Regions from separate parts of the Mus musculus genome. Here region 1 is linked to region 2. A link is a loop called in an ENCODE intact Hi-C map of the cell type or tissue named here. Cell type or tissue: heart. All regions are shown on one strand. Links, peaks and the distances in the headings refer to the core of each region. The heading gives the core; the rest is flanking DNA.

Region 1 (5,767 bases), core at 940-4,939, 100 kb before region 2:
TCAGTCAGGTAAGTGCTGAGCACCTGAACCATCCCCACAACCCAGATAGAAAGGCCAGATGTGCTGGGTACACATTTGTAATCCTAGCACAGGGCTCTGTCCACCAGCCTGGCCTAACCTGGGCTCCCGGCTCAAGGAGAGACTTTGCCTCAAAATAAAAAGGATGTCTTTCCTGAGAAAGGAAGCCCAAAGATTGGCTGCAACTCACTCTCTCTCTCTCTCTCTCTCTCACACACACACACACACACATTCTCACACACTCTCATACACATACTCACATACACTCTTTCTCTTACACACACATACACACTCTCACACACACATACACACTCACACACTCTCTCCTCTCTCTCTCTCTCTCTCTCACACACTCACACACTCTCATACACATACTCACATACACACTCTCTCTCTCACACACACACACACTCACACACTCTCATACACATACTCACATACACTCTTTCTCTTACACACACATACACACTCTCACACACACATACACACTCACACACTCTCTCTCCTCTCTCTCTCACACACACACTCACACACTCTCATACACATACTCACATACACTCTCTCTCTCTCACACACACACACACACTCACACACTCTCTCTCATACACATACTCACATACACTCTCTTACACACACATACACACTCTCACACACACATACACACTCACACACTCTCTTCTCTCTCTCTCTCTCTCTCTCTCTCTCTCTCTCTCACACACACACACACACACACACACACACACACACACACACAGAGCTATCCGAGTCTGGTTTGGACAAGAGAGGAAAGAGGAAGGCAAGCTATCAGCAAAGGAGTCCTCGGAGCCCACAGGTGTGGACTCTCATGATGCCAGGAAGAGCTGCATCACTGAGACGGTGAGTGTCCAGGATGACAGAGAGCGCCTGGCTGCCCTTGGCAAGGAGGCTGTCAGCCAGGTATGAACAGGCAGCAGGTGCAGTTCTTTCTCTGTGAGGGCCCAATGCTGGCACAACTGCACAGGTAAGAAGCTCAGAGGTTATTCAAGCGAACCCCTTCAAAATACGGGCATGGGGAATTACAACACTACACAGTTTCTGTGTCAGCTCTACACTGATTTCACTTACGAAACACACTGGAGTCCCACAAGGGACATTACTGCCGAAAGATGGGGATATTAGGGATTAGTGGTAGGCATAGGATTCGGGCTCAGTTCTGTTATACAATGGCTAGGTCAACCTCTAAACAGCCCCTCTCACAAGCCATCTCCAACACCTATTTTTGTGAGATACAACCGCAGTTCAGTGGGCTGATAGCGCTATGGAGGCTACAAAAGATAATACGCAAAGCCCTATGCACACGTGCACCCGATACCTTTACCTTGAAACAGAAAGCATTCGTAGGAGTGCTCTCGCCTTACCCATTCCTAATTTCTAAGCTCAGGTGAAGACGCAAAAGCCATCTGCTGGATCCGGAAGTCGGTTGTAAACATGCTTACAAGGAAGGAGTATGATGAACACAGTAAAAGCCGACAATCAGCAGCCTTCCTATTTACTTGCTGATAATGTCCCTGCTTCTACAGCGCATCAACCCTCTTTACCAACTGGCCCAGTTTTGAATTCGGTCTTTTACACTGAGATCAAATAGCACTAGAGGGGGGAAAAAAAGCAAGACACCTGACACTTCACAGGAATAGCTTTTAAAGGTGGGGTGTCCTCAACAACCCTACACAGGCTTCCCGAGATGGGGACTGCTGTCACCGGGTGAGCACCTCCTCCGCGGCTTATCCGCCGGCGCAGGGGCAGGCTGGCTGGTGCACGCCGGCTGCTGGGACACCATTAGGGAACCTGGAAGCCCTGCCCAACAAAGGCTGAGCTTCCAGAACGGCCCTGGGCCGGCTAGGCTGACAGCGGTGGCCATTCGACCTCCACCTGCGGCCCGAGGCCCGCTCGCACGGACCCTGCCAGGCGCAGAAGGCCGGGTCTGAAGCCCACACCCACGCGCGGCCGTACCCGCACTGCAGCAGACGCGCCACCGCCCGAGCTCTACGCCTCTGCCGCTCCGGGCCCGCGGGGACCACACTTACCGGCGGCCGCGGACCTCGGCGGTGGGCGTGGGACGGAGCCCGTCGGCTGCGGGACAAGGCGGCTCTGCGCTTCGGCAGAGACCTCGAAGGCGGAGGTATCGCTGCGCCTCCGCCCAGCTGCCGCCACTCCCGGGAACTGGGCGGCTGGGGGCGGGGCCGGAAGGCGGGACCTCGGGGGGCGGGACCTGGAGGCAGGCCCTCGGCGTGGGGCGGGGTCCTTAGCGGTGACTGGGAGGGGCCATTGTAGGCGGGGTCATGACGTTGCGCGTGAACGGGGGCGGAGCCTTAACGGTATGGCGGCGCCTCTCTCCTCGTGGGCGGGACTCTAGGCGTGTGGGCGGGGCCTTGGTGGCGGGGTTGGTTTGGCCTCTGCGGCGTGGGGCCGCGCCCTGGTCAGTCACATAGGGCGGAGAGCGAAAGAGGAGACTTGGAGGCGGAGGGGTTGGGGGAGGGGTCTGGCAGAGTGGGTGGGGCCTCGGTGCTCAAGGCGGGGCTCTGGACGCGTGGAGCTGCCAGTGGACCGATGGTGGGTGGGGTCTCTGAGGGCGGGGTTTTTGGGGCTGGAGGCTGGTCTAAACTTGGGGGGCCAGTGGTGGGCGTGGCCTTGCGATGTAGTCGGGTAAGGTCTCACATAAACAGGCAGGTAAAACCCTGGGCTTGGGGGGTGGGTATGGGGAAGGGGGCTGAGTATGGGGAACCTTTGGGATAGCATTGAAAATGTAAATGAGGAAAATACCTAATAAAAAAAAAAAAAGAGAAAAAAAAAAAAACAACAACAACAAAAAAAAAAAACCCTGGGCTTTCCGGACTCTGGGAGCAGGGCCTTCCCAGTGTCGTGCACCCTTGGGCTTTGCGTCAGGACCACACCCACAATCTTCATCGTGGGGTGGAGGCAGGAAGAATCCCAGGTAACAGGAACAGAAGGCTTGGGGGTTCCGGGTTAAGGTGTCCATGCATCCTCGAAGAGTGATGGGGTCTGGGAGCTGGCAGGATTCACTCTGACATTGACCGTGTCTTGATGACGCCAGCAGCAGCGCTGCCAGATGAAACAGCGCCTTCTACCGACTAAGGTTATTTCAGTGATAGCCTATTCCATGAAAATTTTAGAAAGAGCTATCTAGTGCTGGCTAGTTTTATGCCAATTTGACACAATCTAGAGTCAGCTGAAAGGAGAGAACCTCGATGGAGAAAATACTTTCATAAGATCTGGCTATAAGCAGACAAAACCTTATTTTCTCAATTAGTGATTGATGGAGAGGGCCCAGCCCATTGTGGGTAAAGACATACCTGGGCTGGTGGTTCTGTGTTCTTTTTTTTTTTTTTTCTTATTTTTTTTATTACATATTTTCCTCAATTACATTTCCAATGCTATCCCAAAAGTCTCCCACACCCTCCCACACCCTCCCCTACCCACCCATTCCCATTTTTTGGCCCTGGCGTTCCCCTCTACTGGGGCATATAAAGTTTGCCTGTCCAGTGGGCCTCTCTTTCCAGTGATGGCCGACTAGGCCATCTTTTGATACATATGCAGCTAGAGTCAAGAACTATGGGGTACTGGTTAGTTCATAATGTTGCACCTACAGGGTTGCAGATCTCTTTAGCTCCTTGGATACTTTCTCTAGCTCCTCCATTGGGGGTCCTGTGATCCATCCAATAGTTGACTGTGAGCATCCACTTCTGTGTTTGGTTCTGTGTTCTATAAAAAAGCAAGCTGAGGGCTGGAGAGATGGCTCATCAGTTAAGAGCACTGATTGCTCTTCCAACGGTCCGGAATTCAAATCCCAGCAACCACATGGTGGCTCACAACCATCCGTAATGAGATCTGATGCCTTCTTCTGGGGTGTCTGAAGACAGCTACAGTGTACTTACATATAATAAATAAATCTTAAAAAAAAAAAAAGCAAGCTGAGCAAGCCAGTAAGCAGCACCTTCCATGGCCTCTGCATCAGCTTCTGGCTCCAGGTTCCTGCCCTGCTTGAGTTCCTGCCCTGACTCCTTCAAAGGTGAACCATGATATGGAAGAGTAAGCCAAACCCTTCCTCCCCAAGCTGCTTTTGGTTGTGGTGTTTCATCACAGCAATAGTAACTAAGACACCATCCAAATCTATTTAGTAATTGCTTATAAAGCTCAGTGAATATTTTTTCTGGGAAAAATAGATTATATCAGATTCCAAAATAGATATATCCAGGAAGGCAAGTAGGCTAATCGGGTAAAGGCACTTGCTGCTCAGAGTTTGATTCTTGGATAAGAAAACCAGCTTCTAAAAGCTGTCTTCTCACACACACACATACACACACACACTAAATGTAAAAAACAAAACAAAACCCAGATGACAACCCTAACAGGAAGGGTTATGTAAATGGCTGAAGTCTGGTTCCCTAACTTTTATTCCATCCATCTGCTAGATACAAGTACTCTAGTCTTCTCAGGAATGGTTTTTATGTCTGGTCTTGAAATGGAAAGGGTGGGGAAGCAAAGAATTGAGCCAACTTAACAGGAAAACATTAATTTCAGTAAAGTTAACTTCCCAGTGAAGGTTTGATAAACTCTCATCTCAGAGCTTAGACAAAATGGCCAAACAACAATTGGCATGTTTTGTTGTTTGTTTTGTTTTGGCTTTTTGAGACAAGGTTTCTCTGTAGTTCTGGCTGACAGGGAAGTAGCTCAGTAGAGCAGGCTGACCTTGAACTCACAAACATCTGCCTCCTGAGTGCTGGGATCAAAGGTATGCGCCACAGCACTCAGCTAGGTTTTTTTTTTTTTCCCTTGACAGTCTTCAAGGTTTAACCAGCTCACAGCCCACTGAACAGAGGGAATTGAATTGTGTTATAGCAGTAATGAGAAAGCCCACCCACTTGGGCCAAACCTAACATATACAAATCTGTCACGGCACAGTGCCCTAGCTGGGTTTCCGTTGCTATAAGAAAACATGGTGACAAAAAGCAATTTTGGAAGAAAGCAGTTTATTTTGCTTACATGTCCCTAGCACAGTGTACCGTGAATTCAGGCCAGGCAGGAACTTGAGGGAGGAATTTGGAGACAGAAACTGAAGTAGAGGCCATGGAGGAATGCTGCTTACTGGCTTGCTCAGCTAGCTGTCTTATATTTTCCAGGATCACCTGCCCGGGTGGTGCCACCTCCAGGGAGCTGGGCCCACGTGCATCAATTATTAATCAAGAAAATGCCCACAGACTTGCCTACAGGCAATCTGATGGAGGCTTTTCTCAGATAAGGCTCCTCTTCCCAGGTACATTGACGTTTGTGTAACCAGCACATGCAGGCATTTAAAACCGTCTACATGTCTAGTATTTATATCCAGGGATGAAGGGGTTAAAGCTTGGCTGACTCAAAATTTGTAAGCTGTTAAAAAAAAAAAAAAGAAAAAGAACATCTCAATTTATAATCAAGATTGGCAATAAATATACAATATTAAGAACTGACAGATGGCCGGGCGGTGGTGGCACACGTCTTTAATCACAGCACTCAGAGGCAGAGGCAGGAGGATGTCTATGAGTTCTAAGCCAGCCTGGTCTACAGAATAAGTTCCAGTACAGCTAAGAGTACACACACACACACACACACACACACACACACACACACTCCTGGCTCAGCCCCTCCCTGCCGAAAAAGAAATAAAAGGAGATAGCTGGGGTGATGGATTATCAGGTAAAAGCACTTGCTGAAT
Region 2 (5,767 bases), core at 1,146-5,145:
AAAGAGCTTCCAAGGTGTACCATGTTGTTGGGTAACCTCATGGTCACTCAAAATGCCCCCAGGGGAATTGATCTCTTTTCCTTTTGAGCACCTTGTTTTGTGTCAGCATTGCCATGACTCAGGCTTTCCACACATAGTGTCTGTTAAGGACACCCCTGAGCTGATAGCACACACTGTAGGGTGCACAAGCTTCCCCAATCTGCTTTGGCTCCTGATGTTCACTGTCTGCAGTCACACCGTGCCATCCCTTGGCCTGAGTTCTGTTTTAATTAAACGCCTGGGATGAAGGCAGTTTTGCCTGAAAGGCATCTGTAGAAATGAGGACTGAAGACATGGCTCAGCAGGGAAGTTCCCTTGCTGCTCTTGTAGAGGCCAGAGCTCCTTTTCCAGCACACATGAACAGGCTTACAACATCTTTATGCCCAGTTCCTGGCATCCACTGACTCTCCTGGCACTCAAGAGCACTGTATGGGTGTAGCACCCTTCCTGATATACACCAAAGACAATCATATGAACAAAATAAAGGACAACTTAAAAACATTTGTAAACCTCTGTGCATTCAAAGAATTCTATGTTTATTTTTCAGAAGTGTTACTACATTATAAATGTCCTTGGCCTTCATAAAGTCTGGATACAAGGGGGTGGGAGGTGAGAGTTGGGTTCACCATGGTTCAACTTTTTTATCTTGAACAAACTGCCCATGAGGCCCCTCTGCATCTGGAGGCAAAAGGGCCAAGTACACAGGGGTCTCTGCTCCTTCTTCTGGGCTTTTGGTGGCTTTTGGTCCTGCCATGTCGGTTCTGACCCACCCAGGGCAGCAGGCATTCAGAAGGATCTTGTCCCCTCTCCTCTGCTCATTAAGTTTCCTGGCAAGGATTCTGGACAGGACTGTCACCCCAATCTTGGTGACCCCATATGCACTATTAGGCCAACCTTCTTCCGCATGGACTCCTTTCTTTGTATCTTCCACAAACTTGTTCATGAGCCCCACCAGCTCCTCCTCTGTGATGGTCTCGCTTCGAAACTTCTGCTGCAGCTCCAGCCTGCAGTTTTTCAGGGCCCTGAGACTCACCATGCTGGACACATTCACCACTCTGCCTAAAAACACATCACCATGTACAAGAACAGCACTTTACATCTGGTGAGAATTGTATCAGAAAGATTTCATGTGAGACAGGGATGCACAGAACAGGAGTTAAGTAGCAGAGAATCTGGTTTTTTGCTTTTGAGGTTTGTGTGAGCAGAGAAGCCAGATGACCGTGAGATCTGGTCCAGAGGGGAAGACAGGAGAGAGGACAGGAGTTCTGAGAGAGCCATACTTAGTCAACTCTATACCAGAGACTCACATTTTCAAAGTGGCTCCCTCATCATTACTGGTGTGTTTAATGACTGGTCATTCACGTGCTATTCAAAGACTTGTGGTATGAGAGCAGTTCATGAGAAATGTAATGTGATAGTTTGTTTTTCCAGAAAGGTTTCTCATGTTGATGGAGCACTAACATGAGCTCGGAATAAGGAAGGGTGAGATTATAGAGTCTTGTGAGCCCTGCTAAAGGCCTGATTTTCTTCCTGAAGGATTTTAGGAGGGGCTGAGTGCTGTAGAGAGGCAAAGAAGTCCTGCTCCAGAAAGGTGGTTTCCTCAGAGGGTTTGTAGGGTTCATCTTGACAGCTGAGAGCTGCTGTGGAGCTGGGCTGAGGGATGTAGTTGGGTACAATCTTAGCACTTGTGGGGACAGGCCATTGTGGCCAGTGGGATGTCAGTATGTATGCAAAATATTTCAGACATAATTGGAGTCCTAAAGCCCCTAATGGGTGAGGAGGTGGAAGAAGTGGATGCTGGAATCTTATCTGAAGATTAAGAAGAGCTGCGTATGCAAAGAGAAAGTCAATGGCCACAAAAGAATTGAGATCAAAGGTCTGAGCAGTGCCTCACAGTGGCAGAGAGGCTGTGCAGTAGGGAGAGGAGCTGAGCCCGGAAGTCACCTGGCAGACTCACCTTGGGGTTTTATTAGAGGGAGCAGCTCCTTGCAGACATCTCGGGTACCAAAAAAGTTCGTTTTCATTGTCACCTCTGCTTGAATGTGGAAGGGGGTGTCGTCATTGACTTTCGGGGGGGGGGGGGGGAGAAGAGAACCGAGTTAGCGGAGTGGAAATGTAAAGACCTAAGTAAGCTAGAGCTTTAGAGATCCACTTGCAAGTACAGTCTTGTTTACATACAGCTCTGCATCACTGTCCATCTGACAATTTTCTATTGTGCTTGAAAGACACCACCACCACTGGGGGTGGCTAGGTGAAGTTTGTATATATCAGGATCTTAAGGAAACACCGTTTCCCTCTGTCTCTTTCTCTCTCCTCAATCTCTTGCTTATTTCAGTATCAGATATAGTTCCACTTAAGTATCGCCAAGTCCAATTCAATTACTCAACAACTGGGTGAGGGAAACCTAGAAATGATGGCGAACATTGAGGCTCTGCTTTCCTGCAGCCCCTACTACCCTGTCCTGTTTCTCCCAGGGGATCTGTTTCAGAGTCCTACAGCATAGTGCTCCTGGTCCTAGTAATGATCCCAGAGAGGCACAGCCCACCTTGCCACCAGGCTCTGGGGAAGCCACCTTCCATCTCCACACCCAATGGCTTACCCTTGAAGGCGATGCCTGCGTTGTTGACCAGCACGTCCAGGCCTCCGTATTCCTTGAGCAGAAAGTCGCGCAGTGCGCGAATGCTCTGCGGGTTGTCGATGTCCAGCTGGTGGAAGCGTGGGCTCAGGCCCTCCGCCTGCAGCTTTTGCACTGCCGTTTGGCCCCGCTCCTCGTCCCGCGCCGCGAGCACCACGTCCCCGGAGAATTTCCGACACAGGTCACGAGTGATCGCGAATCCGATTCCTTTGTTAGCACCGGTCACCAGCGCCACGGGTCTGCTGGAAGACATGGCTGCGTGAGAAGGGAGGCCGTCGGAGACCAAGGAACTTGGCGCAAACTCTGCCTCTCGAGGCTGCTGGAGAGTGGTTCAAGACCGGTTCACTGGCGGACTGAAATTGGCGTCGACAATGTCGCACCTAGCACGCATGCGCAGTTTAAGCCCCCTCCCTACGGGGGGCGTGGCTGGTGGGGGGTGTGTTTGTTGTTTAGTGTGGATTTTAAAGTTGCCTCTTGTCAAATTGCTGTGTATTTAGGAAATGGCTCACCTTACCTGAACTCCGTTTTTTTTTTTTTGTTTTTTGTTTTTTTTTTAAATAAAAGTTTACCATGCAACGAAAGGTGTCAGGTTGTCTGTTATCTCAGATTATGCATTATGCAGTTGGGGGTTACATACCAGCCAGGAAAAAAACCGGCCAGGTCAAATGACTGACATCTCAGGCTTTTTCCTGAAGGCGTGTTGAAGCCAGCTGCCAGGCAAGACTGCAGGAGAAGGCGAGAGAGAGAGAGAGAGAGAGAGAGAGAGAGAGAGAGGGAGGGAGGGAGGGAGGGAGGGAGGGAGGGAGGGAGGGAGGGAGGGAGGGAGGGAGGGAGGGAGGGAGAGAGAGAGAGAGAGAGAGAGAGAGAGAGAGAGAGAGAGAGAGAGAGAGAGAGAGAGAGAGAGAGAAACACAGCTTTGCACCTGGAAATCATGCATTCAGCTTGCCCACGGGTCTAGGTCTTCCTCATTACTTGTATGAATTTTTCACTGTTTTCCCCAACTTGCAAATTGGACCTCTGTACGTTTTCTTTCTGGTGTTTAAAAAAAATAACATAAAGCTGCCACTTAAGTTGTAGGAACTTGAATTGTAGGACAAACTGGGAGATTATGATGAGGAATCGCAATTTGTGTTGAATTCACCTCTTAGGACACCAAAGCAAAGCTATTGGGGTAATCTTTGGGCAGGAAACATTCCTTACTAGCCTGTGGTATCCCTTTAGATACTTCTAATTGCTTTGTCTTACCTGGATGTTTGTATTGAGTGTACAGATGTGTACAGGGCCTTCAGGGGATGCTGCTCTTCTGTGCACCACAATGCACCCTTTTAGTCCCTTTTTAAGATGACATGATGCCATATGCTCGCAAAATGACATTTGGTTCAGTCGTGGGAAACAGATTTCGTCACTGGTTCCTAACACCCTGGCTATAGGGATCTCCAGGTCAAGTTTCGTTTCCTCTCCATTCAGTAGGTTGCTATTAGAAACAAGTGGCCATTTAGATTAAAATAAGACATTTTAGTTATACTGACCCCACAGGAAGACCTCTCTGTGTGTATGAAGGTCATTGTATTAGGAATACAGTAAAATAAAGGAGACAGGTATAAGATTTCCATTTCAAAATATTCTACTGCCTCATATACATTGCTTGTAAATTGCCGTTCAAAGTAAGCTCCTAGTCAATTGCTTAAGAAACCTGAATAATCCAAAAAAAAAAATGCTGCCCAGGGTGGGATGGCTCAGCAAGTGAGGGCAAGGACCTTGGTCACCCAGCAGCCTGAGTTCAATCCTTGGAACCCATGTAACCACAGGAAGCAAGAACGGTGTATGCGTGTTCTGATTGAACCCATGTCTGCGTACCATGTGCCATGCCCAGAGGGCAGAAGAGGGCACCGGGCATCAGATCCCACAGACTGGAGTCACACGAGGTTGTGAGCTGCCGAAAGTATAGTAAAACACCACGTATCCACAGCAAGACAAGCTTCCAGTTCTGTTCAGACTCCTCTTTTGTGACCTCAGGTAAATTTATTCATTCTGTATGATTTCCTTGGCATTTTAGGTTTTGTGTCCATCACAGTCAAGGCATAAAAGGATCTTGTTGGTCTTGCTTGAGCAAACACCCCTCCAGTGTCCTCGGCGCTCAGCAGTGTCACATAGATGTGGTCACACCTTGCATGGTCTGGATACCTGCTCTGTCATCCAGGATAATTTAGCTGTTTATGGTTTGCTCTTTTATATATCAGTGACTATTTGGTCTGCAATCTCCATACCCCCAGGGACTTTCTTCTGTTGCTGGAGTGAGACAGATGTTCATTGAATTATTTCAGTACAAAAGCCACGCAGGGGTAGTTCGTGGTGTATAAGGAACCTTGAGGGCAGTGCAGATCCTGCTGTCTTAATAAACAAAGTTGCAGAAGAGCATAATGAATGACAATTAGGGGGTGGGGGAGGTTTTGGGAGACAAGCTAGGGTCCTCCTGATCACTCTTGATTTATTATTTGCGCCTTGCATTAGAAACTGCCTCAATCTGTTAAAGATGTTTCAAGACAGATCAAAGCCATTCAAGATGAACTTGGCTCTTTGCCACCATGGTGGGGACTGACCTCCTCAGTGCATCCCACGGAGTGATGTACACTCTCCTCAAGGGACAATGCTGTCTTTACAGCAACCAATCAAAGGTGGCTTGTATGAGGCCCAGAGGCTTAGGGACCAGATACTGAAAATCCAGTGTCCTTCTTGCATCCTGGCTCCTCCCCATTCTCCTGACTTTCCTCTGTATCCTCCTTATCCTGACCTTTTGGCCTTTTAACCTTTTTCCCCCCTTCATCTTCTCTGGAGACAGGGTTTCTCTGTGGAGCCCTCACTGTCTTGGGATTTGCTAGGTAGAGCAGGCTAGCATAGATCCACCTGCCTCTGCCTCCAGAGTGCTGGGGTTAAAGGCATGTGCCATCATACCGAGCCCTAACTTTTTTGTTTGTTTGTTTTTTTAACAGAAGTTTCTCTTGGATCGTTTCACTGACATTACTCAGTTATTCATACAAATCAAAGCCAAAACAGTACTTCTTTTAGAGTCATGCCAGATCAAACCCCTAGAAA

Evidence for each region. Peaks named below come from ENCODE experiments on the same cell type or tissue, not always from the same donor. Only the 100,000 strongest peaks of a DNase experiment are listed, where the experiment ranks them.
Region 1: a loop joins it to region 2, with 2.7 times the contacts of the local background. A loop is called at or near these places in 1 of 42 quality-filtered maps.

Annotation. Positions count from the first base shown.
Region 1 is chr16:93,708,383-93,714,149 of GRCm38, reverse strand. It overlaps Dop1b (DOP1 leucine zipper like protein B), which reads right to left and starts at 2,243. Exons shown (of 37, transcript NM_027293.1): 1 at 2,082-2,243. It overlaps Gm41501 (a long non-coding RNA gene), which reads right to left. Exons shown (of 3, transcript XR_876265.3): 3 at 4,518-5,442. In heart, for the core only: a CTCF peak has its summit at 3,144; DNase peaks (open chromatin) are centred at 2,449 and 3,009; H3K4me3 peaks cover 2,116 bases; H3K27ac peaks cover 1,165 bases; H3K27me3 peaks cover 288 bases.
Region 2 is chr16:93,605,126-93,610,892 of GRCm38, reverse strand. It overlaps Cbr1 (carbonyl reductase 1), which reads right to left and starts at 3,056. Exons shown (of 3, transcript NM_007620.2): 1 at 2,639-3,056; 2 at 1,997-2,104; 3 at 544-1,098. The coding sequence starts at 2,927. The coding sequence ends at 662. In heart, for the core only: no CTCF peak of the experiment used is centred there; a DNase peak (open chromatin) is centred at 3,042; H3K4me3 peaks cover 1,399 bases; H3K27ac peaks cover 716 bases.